Regions from separate parts of the Mus musculus genome. Here region 2 is linked to region 1. The links are chromatin loops, found by intact Hi-C in ENCODE. Cell type or tissue: heart. All regions are shown on one strand.

The links. Peaks named below come from ENCODE experiments on the same cell type or tissue, not always from the same donor. Only the 100,000 strongest peaks of a DNase experiment are listed, where the experiment ranks them.
Region 2: a loop joins it to region 1, with 4 times the contacts of the local background. A loop is called at or near these places in 5 of 42 quality-filtered maps.

Annotation. Positions count from the first base shown.
Region 1 is chr7:80,136,954-80,144,953 of GRCm38, reverse strand. No RefSeq gene overlaps it. Among named protein-coding and RNA genes, the nearest start is that of Gm45202, 14 kb to the left of the region's middle. In heart, CTCF peaks have their summits at 3,985 (motif pointing left) and 5,397; DNase peaks (open chromatin) are centred at 943, 1,413 and 3,863; H3K27ac peaks cover 780 bases; H3K27me3 peaks cover 215 bases.
Region 2 is chr7:80,320,140-80,328,139 of GRCm38, reverse strand. Rccd1 (RCC1 domain containing 1) reads left to right here and starts at 3,686. Exons shown (of 9, transcript NM_173445.4): 1 at 3,686-4,390; 2 at 6,797-6,863; 3 at 6,959-7,278; 4 at 7,442-7,838; 5 at 7,927-8,000. The coding sequence starts at 7,110. Unc45a (unc-45 myosin chaperone A) reads left to right here. Exons shown (of 20, transcript NM_133952.2): 16 at 109-222; 17 at 442-557; 18 at 1,714-1,831; 19 at 1,972-2,127; 20 at 2,263-2,848. The coding sequence ends at 2,520. In heart, no CTCF peak of the experiment used is centred here; DNase peaks (open chromatin) are centred at 1,859, 2,669, 3,659, 3,929 and 1 weaker place; H3K4me3 peaks cover 1,801 bases; H3K27ac peaks cover 2,371 bases.

The DNA of each region.
Region 1 (8,000 bases):
GTGTGCTGGATTCCATCTCCAGTATTCTGAAAACTGGGTGTGGTCACCCTCGATTGGAGTCCCAGCAGTTGGGAGGTGGAGGCAGAAGGATCAAAAGTTCAATACCATCCTTCCCAACTCAGGGAGTTTGAGGATAGCCTGGAGTACACGAAATTCCTGTCTCAAAATAAAACAATAGCTGTGTGTGTGCACGATGCACGCCTTTAATCCCCGCACTCAGGAGGCAGAAGCAAGGGTGAACCTCTGTACGTCTGAGGCCAACCTGGTGTCCATAGAAAGCTCCAGACAAGCTAAGGCTATACAGTGAGGCCTTGTCTCAATAATTAAAACAATAATCTGGGACAGAGGCAGGCGGATCTCTGAGTTTGAGGCCAGCCTGGTCTACAGAGTGAGTTCCAGGACAGCCAGGGCTAGACAGAGAAACCCTGTCTCGAAAAACCAAAAAAAAAAAAAAAAAAAAAAAAAAAAACTGGGCCAGTGAAGTGATGAGCACCTTTAATCCCAGCACTTGGGAGGCAGAAGCAGGCGGATCTCTGATCTTCCTCTTGCCTCACCCTCTGGAATGCTGGGAAGGCAGACCCATGCCACCCCATACCCCTCTTTCACCCTTTCAAATGTCCTAGTAGACAATTTAACATCACAGTGAGTCTTGCGCGTTGTGTTTTGTGGGCCGCAGCATCGGGACAATGTCTGGCCTGTCTCAAGCAGGTATACCTGTCAGCTCTTGCCAGCATTCCTGCCTGGCCTGGTGAGCGCTCCTCAGGTGGCGGGTTTCACTGGAAACACTCCTGCCCTCCCTTTTCTTGCCTCTGCTTTGGAGAGGGATCCCTGCAAGGCATCTGTTTCCCTTCCAGGCTTGGCGTGTGTTCTTGTCCTCTGGTTCTTCTTTTTAACTTCCTCCCCGAAACCGCTCCAGATGCACCCTGCCTCAAAAGCTTAGCATTTCTAAAAAAGGTGGGATTTTCCTGCTGTCTCTTCTCCCATTTCTCACCACACCCCACTCGGCTCTGTCTGGCTCCAGGACTCTGCGCCTCAAGCATCTTTCTGATCAGACTGAATCCTTTCTTATCTGAACTTACTGGTCACTTTACCTAAGTCTCTCTGTTTCCTCCTTCAGCCCCGCCCTTCTGAGGTCTGGCCCACTATAGAGAGATGGGACTGCGTTCCAGGGGCTGCCTTATGCACTTTTTCCCCAGCCGGCCCCCCGCCCCGGCCCCCACCCCTGAGGCCGTGGGTCTCCTCTCAGCCTGGCAGCTGGTAGAGAGACGATCTGCATCTCAGCTGTGGCTGCCCACTCATCTGTTTCTCAGGAGACCCACATAGACACCAGATGGCAAGTCTGCAATGTGCTTAGCGGGGTGAGAACAGGTTTTGTTTGGGAAAATATCTCGATCAGCCAGTTGGGCCGAGAAGGGGAAGTGCCAAGGACGCGGTTGAAGAGAGCTGGTTACACACAGGAGGAACTGAGTAGCTGCGTGAAGGACAGCTTGCAAGACAGTGGTGAGAGATCTCAACAACAGGAAAGTCAGAACGGGGGAGATGCAAAACAAGAGAACCCAGCCCAGAGGGTGCCACGATTGGTTTTTACATATATTTATCTATTTTACATGTATGTATGTGTGTGTCCATAGTCTTCTTGTGGAGTGTGGAGGTCAGAGGACAACTTTAGGGAGTCAGTTCTGTCCTACAGAGTGGGTTCTGAGGATGGAACTCAGATTACTGGCTTTGGCAGGAAGTACCATATCACTAACTCACCTCACTGGCCTGGCCCCCCCCCCCCCATCCCCCTCTGTGACTTTTGTTAGTGGGTTGAGTAGGATCTTGCTATGTAGCCAAGACTAGTCTCAAAGTTTCAAACTTTAAGCTTGCAGTCCTCTTGCCACAACTTAAGTTGTTCTCCTGCCCCCAACCACCCCTTCCAGACTGGCTCTCAATTTGTAATCTTGACTATCCTCAAACTTAACTATGTAGCCCTGCCTGGTCTTGAACTCATAGAAGTCCATCTGCCTCACTTTCCCATGTGCTGAGATTAAAGGCATATATTACCATTCCTAGCCTTTTAAATTTATTATATATACTGTAGCTGTCTTCAGACACACCAGAAGAGGGTATCAGATCTCATTACAGATGGTTGTGAGCCACCATGTGGTTTCTGGGAATTGAACTCAGGACCTCTGGAAAAACAATCAGTGCTCTTAACCACGGAAGCATCTCTCCAGCCCGCCACCTGCCATGTATGTGTGTGTATGTGTGTTGCTTTTAACCATTGAGCCATCTCTCTAGCTCCAATTAGCTATGAGTTTTGGATGACTATTTTTGTTGTTGTTTTAACTGTGCAAATATACATAGCAGGCAGGTATCGTGGCAATTACCTTTAATTCCTGAACTCCAGAGTAAAAGACAAGTGGATTAGACAGGTGGACAGCCTATTATAAGTTCAAGGCCAGCCTGAACTACATGGTGAATACCAGGATACCAGGTCATCCAGAGCTGCTACAAAGTGAGACCCTATCTCAAAAACAAACAAACAAACAAACAAACAACCCAGACCCAACAAACAAACAAACAAGCAAACGAGCATTGTTACATACCACACGCCTTTAATCTCAGCACTCCTGAGCCAGAGGCAGGTAGATCTGAGTTCAAGCCCAGCCTGGTCTACAGAGTGAGCTCCAGGACAGCTAGGGCTACACAGAGAAAGAAACTGTCTCGAAAAACCAAATAAATAGGGAATTTGAGTCCCAGCACCCACATGGTGGCTCACAACCACCTGTAACTCTGGTTCCAGCAAATCTGATGCCCTGTTCTGATGTCCCAGGGCACCAAGCACTCATGTGGTACACACACATGCATGGGGATGAAATACTCATACACAAAATAAATAAAACCTCTTTTAAAAAGGAACAACCAAATAAATAAAATAAAATACATATAACATATACTTTACTATTGAAACATTAAATTTTTTTAAATTATCATACAAAGTAATTATGACATTTTCACACATACATACACACACATCCATGCATGCACACATACACAGACACACATCCATTCTGGTTCTTTGCTCTCATTCTTCTCCCTCCTCCAATTTGTCCTCTTCCTCCACACGAACTGTTGCCTTTCTGCTTCCGTGTCCTGTGCACACACAGAATTAAATCTAGGTTTCACATGTGAGAGAAAACGTCCATATTTGTTTCTCGATGTTCGTTATTATCTCTTGCCCCGCCCCGCTTTAGGTCCTGCCTCCCCTCATATATCACCTCTTCTACTGTCATTATATATGTATTCTGCACAGGAGAGAAAACAAGATGTCAGTTTAGGTGTGTTTGTGTGTGTGTTGGGGGCGGGGGAGGGTCAGCTTCCTTACACATCTCAAGTTGGCCTTAAACTCAACTTAAAGGCGAAGCTGACCTTGAACTTCTGAGCCTCCTTCTGGTTCCCAAGTGCTAGGATTGCAGGCTAGAACCATATCTGCTTGGAAGTCTGTTTGTTTGCTTGCTTGTTTTCCTTGTTGTTAACAGTGATCTTTAGTTCCATCCGTTTCCCTGCAGATGACATAATTTCATTCTTCAACGCTGAATGAAAAGCGTGATGACCCCACACTGGGGTTGGTTTGCTTCTGTTGCTTAAGTTTTCAGCCAAAGCTGTGCCTCACCTAAAGAGAGGAAATAACTGAGTTTAGGATGAGCTGGGAGCCAGGGTCGGCCTGGGGAACCTGCAGGTGCTGGGAGGTCAGCTCGGATCCAGTGGCAGGACTCCGGATCACCTCTGCTCATGGGAGAGACTCTTGTTGGATCTTAAAACCCAGCGGGCAGCCACACTACCTGGGCCTTTGTCATAGCGTTTTGTTCTACCAGGCAGAGGAAGGTGAGGCCACCGAGGGGTAGGACTTGGTAGGCTGGGATTTTTGCAAGAACTGATGTGGGGCAGCTCTGGCCTGGGAAGATGAAGGAGCCCGCCCCTCCCTGGGTAGACACTGCCACCTTCTGGCTCTCGGCCCTCAACACTGGTTTTTCTACCGTCCTAAATGCAAAAAATGTAATGAAAATGTAATGAGCTCTCTCACGAGCTCTTGCTCTCTCTCTCTCTCTCTCTCTCTCTCTCTCTCTCTCTCTCTCTCTCTCCCCCCCCCCTCTTCTTTCTTCAAAACAGGATTTCTCTAAGTATTCCTGGCTGCCCTGGGACTCACTCCATAGACAAAACTGGCCTCAAATTCAGAGAACTACTGCATCTGGCTCCCTTACTTTCTGATAACTATTGTCCTGGAAAGTTTTGGCGTTTTTTTTTTTTTTTTTTCTCCCCAAGATTTATTTTCAGTGTGTGTGTGTGTGTGCGCGAGTGCATGCACATGCATGTTGTGTCTATACACTTAAGTGTAGTTGGCCTCATAGGTCAGAAGAGGACATTTGCTCCATAGGAGCTGGGGTTACACTGGCTTGGCTTGGCTTGGCATGGGTGCTGGGAACCAGGCTTTTCTCCTTTGGAAGAGCAGAGGTGCTCTTAACTGCTAGGCCCCTGGTGTTTTTGTCTGTGTGCTGCTTTTTGGTTTGGTTTGGTTTGGTTTTGAGTCAGGGTCTCACCAAGGAACTCAGGTTGGGCTGGAACTTGGCCTTGAATTCACAGAGATCTGCCTGCTTCCTCCTCCTGAGTCCTGGGATTAAAGGTGTGTGCTACCGTGTCCGGCTTATTGATCTCCATTTTTATTTTTTTGTTTGTTACAGACAGAATCTCACTCTCACCAGGAACTCACTATGTAACTGGGACTGGCCAGGAAGTCATGGCAATCCTCCTGTTTGTGTCTCTCAAGTGCAGGCATTAGAGGCATGTTGTTGTACCCTTTAAACACACACAAACTTCTTGTCCACTACAGCTCAATACAGCTGAAAATCAAAACACTCCGATCATTTGACAGTTCCTCACTGGTAGCTTTCCACAACTGTCACTGTTGCTGAGATCCACATAGCTTGGTTTACTTTCCCCTTGCCTGTGTCGGGGCCCCTTGTGGCCCCACTGTGATAGTTACAGGGTGAAGGCCCCTGGAGGCCACAACACAATTGCTGGCTGCCCCATCACCCTTGAGGATTTGTGCTGGGAATTTCCAGCCCACCCTCCTGCTGTTCCTGTTTTTAGGAGGTCCATGGGTTAGCTGTCACTCAGTCTTTGGGTGCTCTCTTTCTCTTCTATAGTTCATTTGCTCCCCCACCCTACCCCCCGGTTTTCCAAGACAGGGTTTCTCTGTGTAGCCCTGCCTGTCTGGGAACTCACTCTGTAGACCAGGCTGGCCTCGAACTCACAGAAATCAGCCTCTGTCTCTGGGTGCTGGAATCCCTGTGCTTCCACCACTGCCTGGCTGACCTCACCATCGTCCTCCAGCAGTGGGCAGACCTTTGCTGCAGCTTAGTCCCCTAACAATCTCTCTGGCCTGGCCTCCTGCTTTGTTTTGCTTCCTTTAACGCTGACCTGATAGCACCTTGGCCACCATCCTCCAGCAGGCACCAGGGGGACACCCAGCTTCCCTTCCTAGTCCCTAGAGTCAAACTGAGCTACATGCTGTCTTGTGTACAAACAGCGAGCCCCAGCTGGGAACCAAGGGGAACATAAATGAGATGTGCTGTGATTTCTATCAAAGTGTTAAATGAGGCAAAGAACACTCCAGGTTAAAAGGTTAAACAGAGGTTTCAGCATCAGCAGCAGTCAATCAAGAGTGAGCTGATTGGACTGGTCATCGCTGAGGCTGTAATTAGGGACACATAGAGATCTTTTCTTTTCTTTTTTTTTTTTTTTTTTTGGTTTTCAAGACAGGGTTTCTCTGTATAGCCCTGGCTGTCCTGGAACTCACTTTGTAGACCAGGCTGGCCTCGAACTCAGAAATCCGCCTGCCTCTGCCTCCCGAGTGCTGGGATTAAAGGTGTGCGCCACCATTAGAGTGTGCACTTCTACTGGGGGACACACTCTCCTGATGACCAGGCGGAAAGGCCTAATCTGGTAAGATTTTCCCCAGCAGTGAGTGCTACTGTGATATATGGTCCAGCTACAGGGTACCCATCTGGAGGACATAAGAAATTGACTATAACTCAGTCAGAGGTTGCAAGGGATACAGAGAGAATCTGTTTATCATCTCCAGTCTTCAAGCTGTCCCCTCGGGCGTCTGAGTGTATGGGTTTGGCACCATATTGCCACATTTGTCTTGAGTCTGGGTTTGTTTTTCTCCATCCCTCTGAGTGCCTCCTGCCTGACCATTTATTCTTTCCACCAGGGACCTGTCTGCTATAAGAGTTTGTCCAAATTCTTCAGGTTGTGAGCTCTTGGCTTAAAGGGACAGGACTATAACCTAACACAGAAATTGGCAGAGACACCATCTGGCAAAGATGCCTTCTGACAGTTAACATTTGTCAAAGATCAAAGTATGTGATCCAGGTTTCATGTTTTCTCAAGTTTGACACTTTGCCTGTCAACCACTCAGCTTTTTAGTTATCCATAAGAACATGACGCAAGTTCAGAGTGAGGAAAAGGTCCCCTTTGTGTCAGAGATAAAAACCCAGCAGGATTCCTGCTAGGTGTACTTGCTTGGTTGATTTTGAGCCACACATTCTTCTGCAGAAATAAAATTTTTTGTTTTGGACTGTGTAGTCCTTTTGCTGGCATCCCAAACCTATTTCTAAAAGGGTGGTGTCTTCTTTCTGTAATCCCAGCACTCTGAGTGATGGGGCAAGAGGATTGGAGCTAGTTCAAGGCCAGCCTGGGCTACAAAGTGAGCTCCTGTCTCAGGAAACCTAACCCAATCCAACCCCAACAACCAATCAACCAGCCAGCTAACAAGAAAAAAACCAAGAAAGAATGAGCCTTTGTAGGCTTAGATTTTTCAAAACCTACTTTAATAAGGGTTCTTAAATGCTTTAATCTCCCTTCTAGCCCACCACCCACCAGAGGTAGTAGAAAGGAAAGGTTAATAGGGTAAAGGAAGATGTGGACCTGTTTAGAAACAGTTTTTTCAAGCAATTCCAATCTTCTTTGTCAGAATATCAGTAGCATAGTTCACACGAATCAGTATCGGTAGCTTGATCTACTTACAACCACCACTTGCCAGTTAGCAATGGAGTTTGATCCAGAAGAAACCTCAAGGCTCTGCCAATTAGCCAGAGTTGGCAGAAATGGCAAAAAGCCACCAGAATATCACAAGAAGTTCTTTGGTGCATTTCTTTCTACGAAGTCAGTGAAGAAGTCAAGTCAAACCAGTGCTACCAATGCCACAGTGTCACCCGTGAAGACCAGCATTGGGACAGCCCAACAAAGGCCAGCAAAGAGTGGCAAGGCGAACCAATACCACAGCATCATCCACTGTCTGTTGGGTTATACTGATATTCTTTCCAAACATCGTGTGTCCTCTCAAGCATCCACTCTAGCAACACATCACATGTCCTTTTCCCAGGCAGCTTCCAGAAAAATAAGATGCATCTGTTCTCAGCAAAACATCCTCCCATGTGTCTGCTTGCAAAAACATCCTCTCACATGTCTGCTTCAGCAAAACATCCTCTTACAAGACAGTTTCCATAAAAACATCACTGACACAACTGAGTCTCCAAAGAAACTAGAAATTTTCACTTCAATCCTTGGCATTGTCTAGGGAGGCTCTGTAGTACCATGAGGGTAGGGGTAGCAGCCGGTGGGAGGCTGTAGCTTCCTGGATACCGCTTCTTCCGGTAAAAACATGGTGTGTACTATGCTGCTCATCCTCCATGGGCCCTATCTTCACTTCTCTGGCTTCCAGTTCTGTTGACCACTCCATGTTTCCTGTCTAGAAAGTTTTTTCCTTCCTCTACAGAATGGACTTATCAACCATGTACCCCTAGCATCCAGTTTCTCCTTTGTCTTTGGTCTTCATGCCACCTGCTCCCTGTGGAGGCAGAAGGCATCATAGATTGGCTTCAAGGAGGTTGCACTTGGAGAGGCCAGAAAGGGAGCCAGGCATTCACCTACAGAGCATCATTATTGCTTAG
Region 2 (8,000 bases), 180 kb before region 1:
CAAGGAGAGAGTTGGGGGGCTGGGGGAGAGTGCAGTAAGGATCGATGGCTTGGACCTTGTGCTCCCGGGGCCAGCCTGGGTGCTGACAGGGCTGGGGTCGTTTGACAGGCTCTGCTCCCCCTGGCTCTGGAAGGCACTGATGTTGGGCAGACCAAGGCCGCCCAGGCTCTTGCCAAGCTGACCATTACCTCCAACCCAGAGATGACCTTTCCTGGCGAGCGGGTATGTGTCTCCTTGCTCTGACTGTGGACCCCCCCCCCCCCGTTTCCTCATTATGCCCTGAGGAGCCCTGGCCTGGGCCCCTTCTCATGACCATCAGGAAGTGGCAGTTTTGCTGAGTCCTGGGGTAGGAAGAGACAGCCATAGAGCCACTGTCTTGGGTGGGCTCCCTGCTGGGGTCTTGGGATTGGGTGAACACTGATAGGTGCAGTTCTATCACAGATCTACGAAGTAGTCCGGCCCCTTGTCTCTCTGCTGCACCTCAGCTGCTCAGGACTGCAGAACTTTGAGGCCCTCATGGCCCTAACAAACCTGGCAGGGATCAGTGAGAGGCTCAGGTAAGGACCCGCTGGGAGCCTGGTATGGGGATTTGGGGGAGCCTCACTCACTCACTCTGTAGTTTGGAAGCCAGTTCCTGGTCACTCTTTGTGCCTCACAATGACTCCTCTGCAGCCTACAGATGAAGAGTCATGCCAGGGGAGGCAGGGTGAAGCTCTGGGGCCCCGACTTTACCCTCTATTTCCTTCTCTCCCCAGGCTGCTGACACTCAGTGGCTCATGGTATAATCCTAAGAAAGCTTTTAAGTCCTTCTGCCTCAGTTTCTTCTCTGTGAGTTAGTTATTTAACCCGTGAAGTAGGAGCGTGGAGAGCTGGCTGAGAAAATGCTTGTAAAACTCTTTATCAGGCACAAGTGGGTGTTGTGGCTCATGCCAAGGGAGGAAGAGTTCTTGGCTGTGAGTTCTAGGCCAGGCTAGGTTATAATCTGTTTCAAAAGCCACCTCCCTGACCTCTCCTGAAAGCCATTAGTTCATAGTATCTGGCCCTGGCAGTAGTCACAGTGAACATTTATTAGCTGTTAGTACTAATTGTGACCTTGAATACATCACTCACCACGCGGCCCAGTTTCTGCTTTGGCTAAATAGTGACGGTAGCCACCTCTGCACTCTACATTAAGGAAGGTAATTCAAGCATGGGGTTATGATGAGTACCAGGTGAAATAGTTCAAGCGGCTCGGACAGGTTCAGTGCGCAAACGGTTGATGTTTACAGAGCCGTCTTCATAACCACCCTGCTTTGCTAACTTCCGGGATGCTTAACAACCCCATGCTGGGGCTGGAGAGATGGCTCAGCGGTTGAGAGCACCGACTGCTCTTCCGAAGGTCCTGAGTTCAAATCCCAGCAACCACATGGTGGCTCACAACCATCTGTAACCAGATCTGATGCCCTCTTCTGGGTGTCTGAAGACAGCTACAGTGTACTTACATATAATGAATAAATAAATCTCTTAAAAAACAAACAAACAAACAACCCAACCCCATGCTGTTTCCTGCCAGGCCAGAAGGCTAGAAAGCACTGCAGTTCCTAACCAGCACAGCAGAGTCTTTGGGCATTGCTAGGGGAGCACCTGAGCTCAGGGCTCAGCCACCCGGGATAGGGCGGCACCTATGGATATGGAGACTCTGGTCATACGTGTCCTTCCACCTTCACCCCGCAGGCAGAAGATCCTGAAGGAGAAGGCTGTGCCCATGATTGAGGGCTACATGTTTGAGGAGCATGAGATGATCCGCCGCGCAGCTACCGAGTGCATGTGTAACTTAGCCATGAGCAAAGAGGTGAGCGTTGGTCTGGCCGGTCGCCATGACTGACAGGTGCCGGGGTTGGTCCGGTGGTTGCCATGACAGGTACCAGCAGCCCTGCCCTTCGGCTAGGCTTTGAACCCCGGTAGCATGGTCCTTGCCTCCATCTGTCCCAGGTGCAAGATCTCTTCGAGGCCCAGGGCAATGACCGGCTGAAGCTGCTGGTGCTGTACAGCGGCGAGGATGATGAGCTGCTGCGGAGGGCGGCTGCTGGGGGCCTGGCCATGCTCACCTCCATGCGGCCCGCACTCTGCAGTCGTATCCCTCAAGTGGTGAGTACCTGGTCTGGGCGGGGGAGGCTGAAGGAGCTAGCAGTTCCCTACATGGTGGTATGGCTGTTGTGTCGGGGAGTTCCTAGAGCGTAGATGTGGTTTCTGCCAGTCTTCACATCCGCCCGTTTCCTACAGACCACACACTGGCTGGAGATCTTGCAGGCCCTGCTCCTCAGCCCCAACCAGGAGCTGCAGCACCGGGGCACCGTGGTGGTGCTGAACATGATGCAGTCTTCGAAGGAGATCGCCGGCACCCTGATGGAGAGTGAGGTCCTGGAGATCCTGTCAGTGTTGGCCAAGGGCGAGGAGAGCCCAGTCACCAGGGCTGCCGCAGCCTGCCTGGAGAAAGCAGTGGAATATAGACTCATCCAACCCAACCAGGACGGAGAGTGACGATCGGCCCGGGGCCCACAGCTCACGCATCTGTCACCCTTCACAGCTCTGAGTCAGCACTGGGATGCTCGATACTTGCCTCGCCTCCACAGCTGCCACAGTTGCACTTTGGTGTTCTCAGGACACACAGCATACAGCCCTGCCCTGCCAGCACTCAGGAGGGCCCTGTCTGTACTGTAGAGAGCTGAGGCTGGGGGACGTACATCCCATTCAAGCCTGAGGATTATGGGCATCAAGAAGGAAGGACACAACAGCATCCTCACATGCTGGGAGCATCATCAGAGCCTGCCAGCAGGCTCACCCCGCTAATAAATTCTGTGGAACTAAAGCATCTGTTTGTTGTTGTAGGCGGGGCTGCTGAGGGTGGGACACTCAGGAGCAACAGCTGGACATCAGCAAAGTGTGCTGTAGAGCGCTGTTGCTGTAACAGAAGGAAGCCAGTGGGCCCATGGAGAACCTTTGTAGACAAGGCCTTAATATGGGTAGGACAGGCTGGCTTCAAACTGATAATCCTTTCTCAACCGTTAAGAGTTGTAGGAATTACAAGTGCCAACACCCACGCTGGTTTCTTTCTAAATCCTGGTGAGTTAGCCTAAAGCTTAGGAAGCTGATCAAATTTCAGTGTCTTTTTTTTTTTTTTTTTTTTTGTTTGTTTGTTTGGTTGGTTTTTTCTTTTTCTTTCTTTCTTTTTTTTTTTTTTTTTGGTTTTTTTTCGAGACAGGGTTTCTCTGTATAGCCCTGGCTGTCCTGGAGCTCACTTTGTAGACCAGGCTGGCCTCGAACTCAGAAATCCGCCTGCCTGTGCCTCCCGAATGCTGGGATTAAAGGCGTGCGCCACCACTGCCCAGCTTTTTTTTTTTTTTTTTTTTTCAGTGTCGTTTTTTTATGCTGGTCCTTGGATACATTTGTCATGATATTGTGAGTTTTCTGTGATCTCTACCCAGTCTGTGTTTGGAATTTGGGGTCAGTGTGCGCTTCCCTCGGGGAAAATACATTTTTCTGTAACTCTGCCAGGTTGAAGGAGAAACAGGACTCAAATAGATTCCCTATATGGCTAGGAACACCGGTTTCTTAGAGGCTGGAGTCCAGGCTTGGCACTCATTGGCTCAGTACAAGTAAGTGACAGAGCCTGGGCCAATCAGTGAAGGCACTAGTACTACAGCTTCCTGTTTGGCCCTCAGTCCTGCGCTTGTTCAGTAGTGAACGACCTCCTTCCTTGTTCAAAGGGAATGGAGGGTGTCAGGGCTTGGTCTTCGCCCGCCGTTTCCCTCGGATCGTCAAGAGTATCCATTCATTCAGTGGTTCCAACCGCGTCCACTGCTGTTGGCGCGCACAGGAGACTTCAGCCTACTGCCTGGTGGCAGGTAACCCGGCGCATGTGTGCCGGTCAGGCGCGCCCCAGTGGTGACGTCACCGCTCGTGCCTGCGATTGGCTCCGAAAAGCTGGCGCACCGAATGACCGCGTTGCTTGGCGCGGAGGCCCTTAAAAAGTGCTTTACTCCGCCGGCCATCTGTTCCCCGAGCCATACATTACTATGCGCTGCTCACTTTCAAGGTTTCCTGCTTAAAGGGCTTTCCTGATGAGTTGAGGGTACAGGCTAATGGGAAGATGAAAGATTCCTTTGGTTGGGGATCCAGGAGCTGTAGTCTCAGATCTGACTTAAGAGGCTCGAGAGTGTCTGTAAAATTCTGATCCATTCGAGTGAAGTGGCGTTGCATTTTGAACCGCGCGACTGTCTCCCAATTTCAGCCTGAGCTCCCTGGGACCCATAGTCATCACATTAAGTCAAAGGAAAGGCGCAGCAAAGACTTCTTGAATAAACGACCGAGTAAGGTCCAGTGGAAATTGTCCAAATGCCTCTGAAACCCGGTAAGAGCCAATGGTCATTTTCGTCGTTAAATTCTACTGTGTAAACTAAGCTAGGACTGTTTACACTTAAATTTTGATTTGTATTTATTGCAAACAGTTCTGCTAGGTAGATACAAGCAGTGCTGTCCCCACTCGCCTTGTAAAACTGAAGTTGTGCAATAGGATCCAGGTGCACAGGCACGCCCACCTAGGTCCCAGGTGTTTATTCTTCTTGTTGGGACGAGGCTTATAAATCCATAGGACACGGCTCAGCTCCACACTTGCTGTGTGATTGGGAGTCTAGAGAAAAATGGAGTCAATTTGAATGGAGACTCGGGGTTAAAGTTCTCAAGGCTAAGAGACTGGAGCTGTGGGCCTCAGATCCTAGTGTTGTATCTGATCTCCCACGTACATGCCTCACAGTTCCCTTGTGGTAATAGAAATAAGTTCTGGGTTGCAAAGAAAGAGACCACTGTTAAGGCCTAGATGGAAGGTTAAGGCCTAGGTAACCGTTACCTGGACAGCCTGCCATTATAAAGAAACTTTCTCATGTTTGTGCTGTTCCTAAGGAACTTTCTAATGCTAAGATTGATTATATAGTTATGTTCTGTGCCCTTGAAACCAATCACGATAGAAGTCAGTAGAACGACTTTGTATAGTTACCCTTGGACCCGAAACAACCACCCTGCAGCACTTTCTGCACCTGTGTATAAGCTTTTATAGTGTAAGCTGCCCCTGGGATGGGCCCCAAGGTAAGAGAGTCACCTGAGCCAATATAAGGAACTATTTGGAATAAGACTTTCATTTTGGCTGGGCAGTGGTGGTGCACGCCTTTAATCCCAGCAGTTGGGCGGCAGAGGATTTTAGAGTTTGAGGCCAGCCTGGTCTACAAAGTGAGTTCCAGGACAGCTAGGGCTATATAGAGAAACCCTGTCTTGAAACAAACAAACAAAAAAAGACTTCCATTTTGAGTAGGGGCCAAGTAGAGTTTAAATTCTCAAGACCTCCCTGAGAACTGACATCCTATTTTGCAGAAAGAAACATGTGTGTGGGTAACTAATCCTGGTAGACAAGTTAAGATATGAATATTGAACAAGAAAGAGAAGAAAGAAAAAAAAAAAACAAAAAGAAAAAAAAACAACAAAAAAAAACAAAAAGAAAAAAAAAGATATGAATATTGAACAGTGCACATCCTCTGCTACAGCTGAACACCCCAACCAATGGGAGCAGGATAAGTGTACAACAAAGACCTGCACCCACAAAGTAGCTCACAGCTGTCTCTAAGTCCCGTTCCAGGGCATCCTAAACCCATACACAGACACACATGCAGGCAAAAAAGCATGCACAGAAAATAAAATAATAAAATAAGGAATACCATGCCCCAAATTGGGTAGTCGTGTAAGACTTAGTCCATGGAAATTAAGGAGGAAAGAGAAAAGGGTCACTGGTCATTGGACTTTGAGAAAACACAGGGTTTACTGGTGTGTGTGTGTGCAACATTTTCAAAATAGTCTTACAAGGGACAGGGAGATAAAGATCTAGACACCAGGCCAGCTAGAGAAGTACTGGCACATGCCTTTGATCTCCACAATCAGAAGGCAGCGATGGGGCGATCTTTGTGAGTTTGAAGCCAGCCTGTTCTACATAGTGAGTTCCAGGACAGCAAGGGCTTGTGTAGAGAGACCCTGCCTCACATTAAAAGGGTGTGGGGAAGCTTAGTGGTGAAGGGCACTGCTGTTCTTGCGGAAGACCTGGGTTCAGGTCTAGCACCCACATGATGGCTCACACTCCAGTACCAGAGGGTCTGATGCCCTCTTCTGCCCTTTAGTAACACCAGACACAAACATGGTGCACAGACAGACATGCAGGAAAAACATCTCTACACATATTGTAAAATAAATCTTTTATTTTATTATTTTATTTTCTGTGCATGCTTTTTTGCCTGCATGTGTGTCTGTGTATGGGTGTAGGATGCCCTGGAACGGGACTTAGAGACAGCTGTGAGCTGCTTTGTGGGTGCTGGGAATTGAACCTGGGTCCTCTGGAAGAGCAGCCAATGTTCTTAACCACTGAGTCGTCTCTCCAGTCCAAAATAATAAATCCTTTTTTTTTTAACCACTTCTTTTTTTAAAACCATTTTAAAAAAAAAGCTATTTATTTGTTTTATGTGTTTGAGTACACTGTAACTGTCTTCAGACACCAGAAGAGGGCATTGGATCCCATTGCATATTGATTGTGAGCCACCATGTGGTTGCTGGGAATTGAACTCAGGACCTCTGGAAGAACAGTCAGTGCTCTTAACCGCTGAGATGTCTCTCCAGCCCCACCCCACCCCCCAACCCCAAATAATAAATCTTAAAAAAAATTTTTTTTCTTGCCTTGAATACAAGTTTGACTTAAAAGACACATACTTAATATTTCTTACAGCTGTACGCTGGATTTGAGCCAAAAGTAGAAGTGGTCAGCTGCAGACAGTTCAGCAGTCAAAAATCTGGTAGGACCTTTGGCCAAAGCTCTGCTCCGTGGACAGTAGTGGGATGGACTCCGTTTGCCCGGTGATTAGGATGGCATACTGTCTCTATTTTACAGGTAGTGCAACTTCAGCCCCCTGGAAGGCAGGATTTGCCAGCGTTCCTAAGGTGTCCTGTTTGCAAGAGTCTCCTTGGTTTGCAACCTTAATCTTGCATCCCTTAATCCACACCACAGCCAAGTGTCCACCCACAGAGGGCTCAACCTGGACATGGCCGAGAAACGGCACGGAGCCTGGTTCGGCTTTGGTTTCTGTGGCTTCGGGCAAGCGCTGGGTTCTGGGAACAGCCACCATTCAGTGTACAGTCCTGAACCACTGCATGCCAGTGATGATATTTGCCAAGTGAGCGCAGGCTGGAGCTACACTGCCCTGGTGACCCGTGAGTGCCCTCACAATCCCAACTCCAGACCTGTATCATGTATACCTGCCCAACCCTCCTAACATGCCAGTCCAGAAATACCCAACACCCGTACACCCTTACTCGGGCAGCCTCGAGCTTCCCAGGTCCATGGCATGCGTCCCTCCCAACTCTGCCCACACAGGTGGAGGCCGGGTGGAATTGTCAGGTTCTGTGAGCGGTGCAGCAGACGGCTGCAGGGACGTGTGGGCTTCGGAGGAACTCCTGGTGCTGCTACGCAACAAGGGCGGCTCCAGCACGGAAGTGCAGGCCTGGGTACCAGGTTCTGCGTTACAGGGGGAGCCCCTCTGGGTCCAGAACTTGGTTTCTGGGGCAAAGGGCCAAGGGGAAGATGAACCCAGCAGGGAGTCTAGGATGGGGACCCTGCCGTTGCTACCCTGCGCCCGTGCCTATGTGACCCCAGAACCACCCTTCTGCCAGCCTCTGGCCCCAGAGCTGCGGGTCCGCCAGCTGGAGCTGGGAGCTGAGCATGTGCTGCTGTTGTGCGCAGCTGGCCAGGTGTTCTCCTGGGGTGCGGGCAGGTGAGGACCGGCTGGTTGTGACGTGGCGGAGCTCAAGGAGAGGCTCTCTTGGATGGACCTGTAGCTGATTAGGGACGCCTTTGATCAGGCATGGACAGCTGGGCCACGGGACTCTGGAGGCAGAACTAGAGCCAAGACTGTTGGAGGCACTGCAGGGCCTGC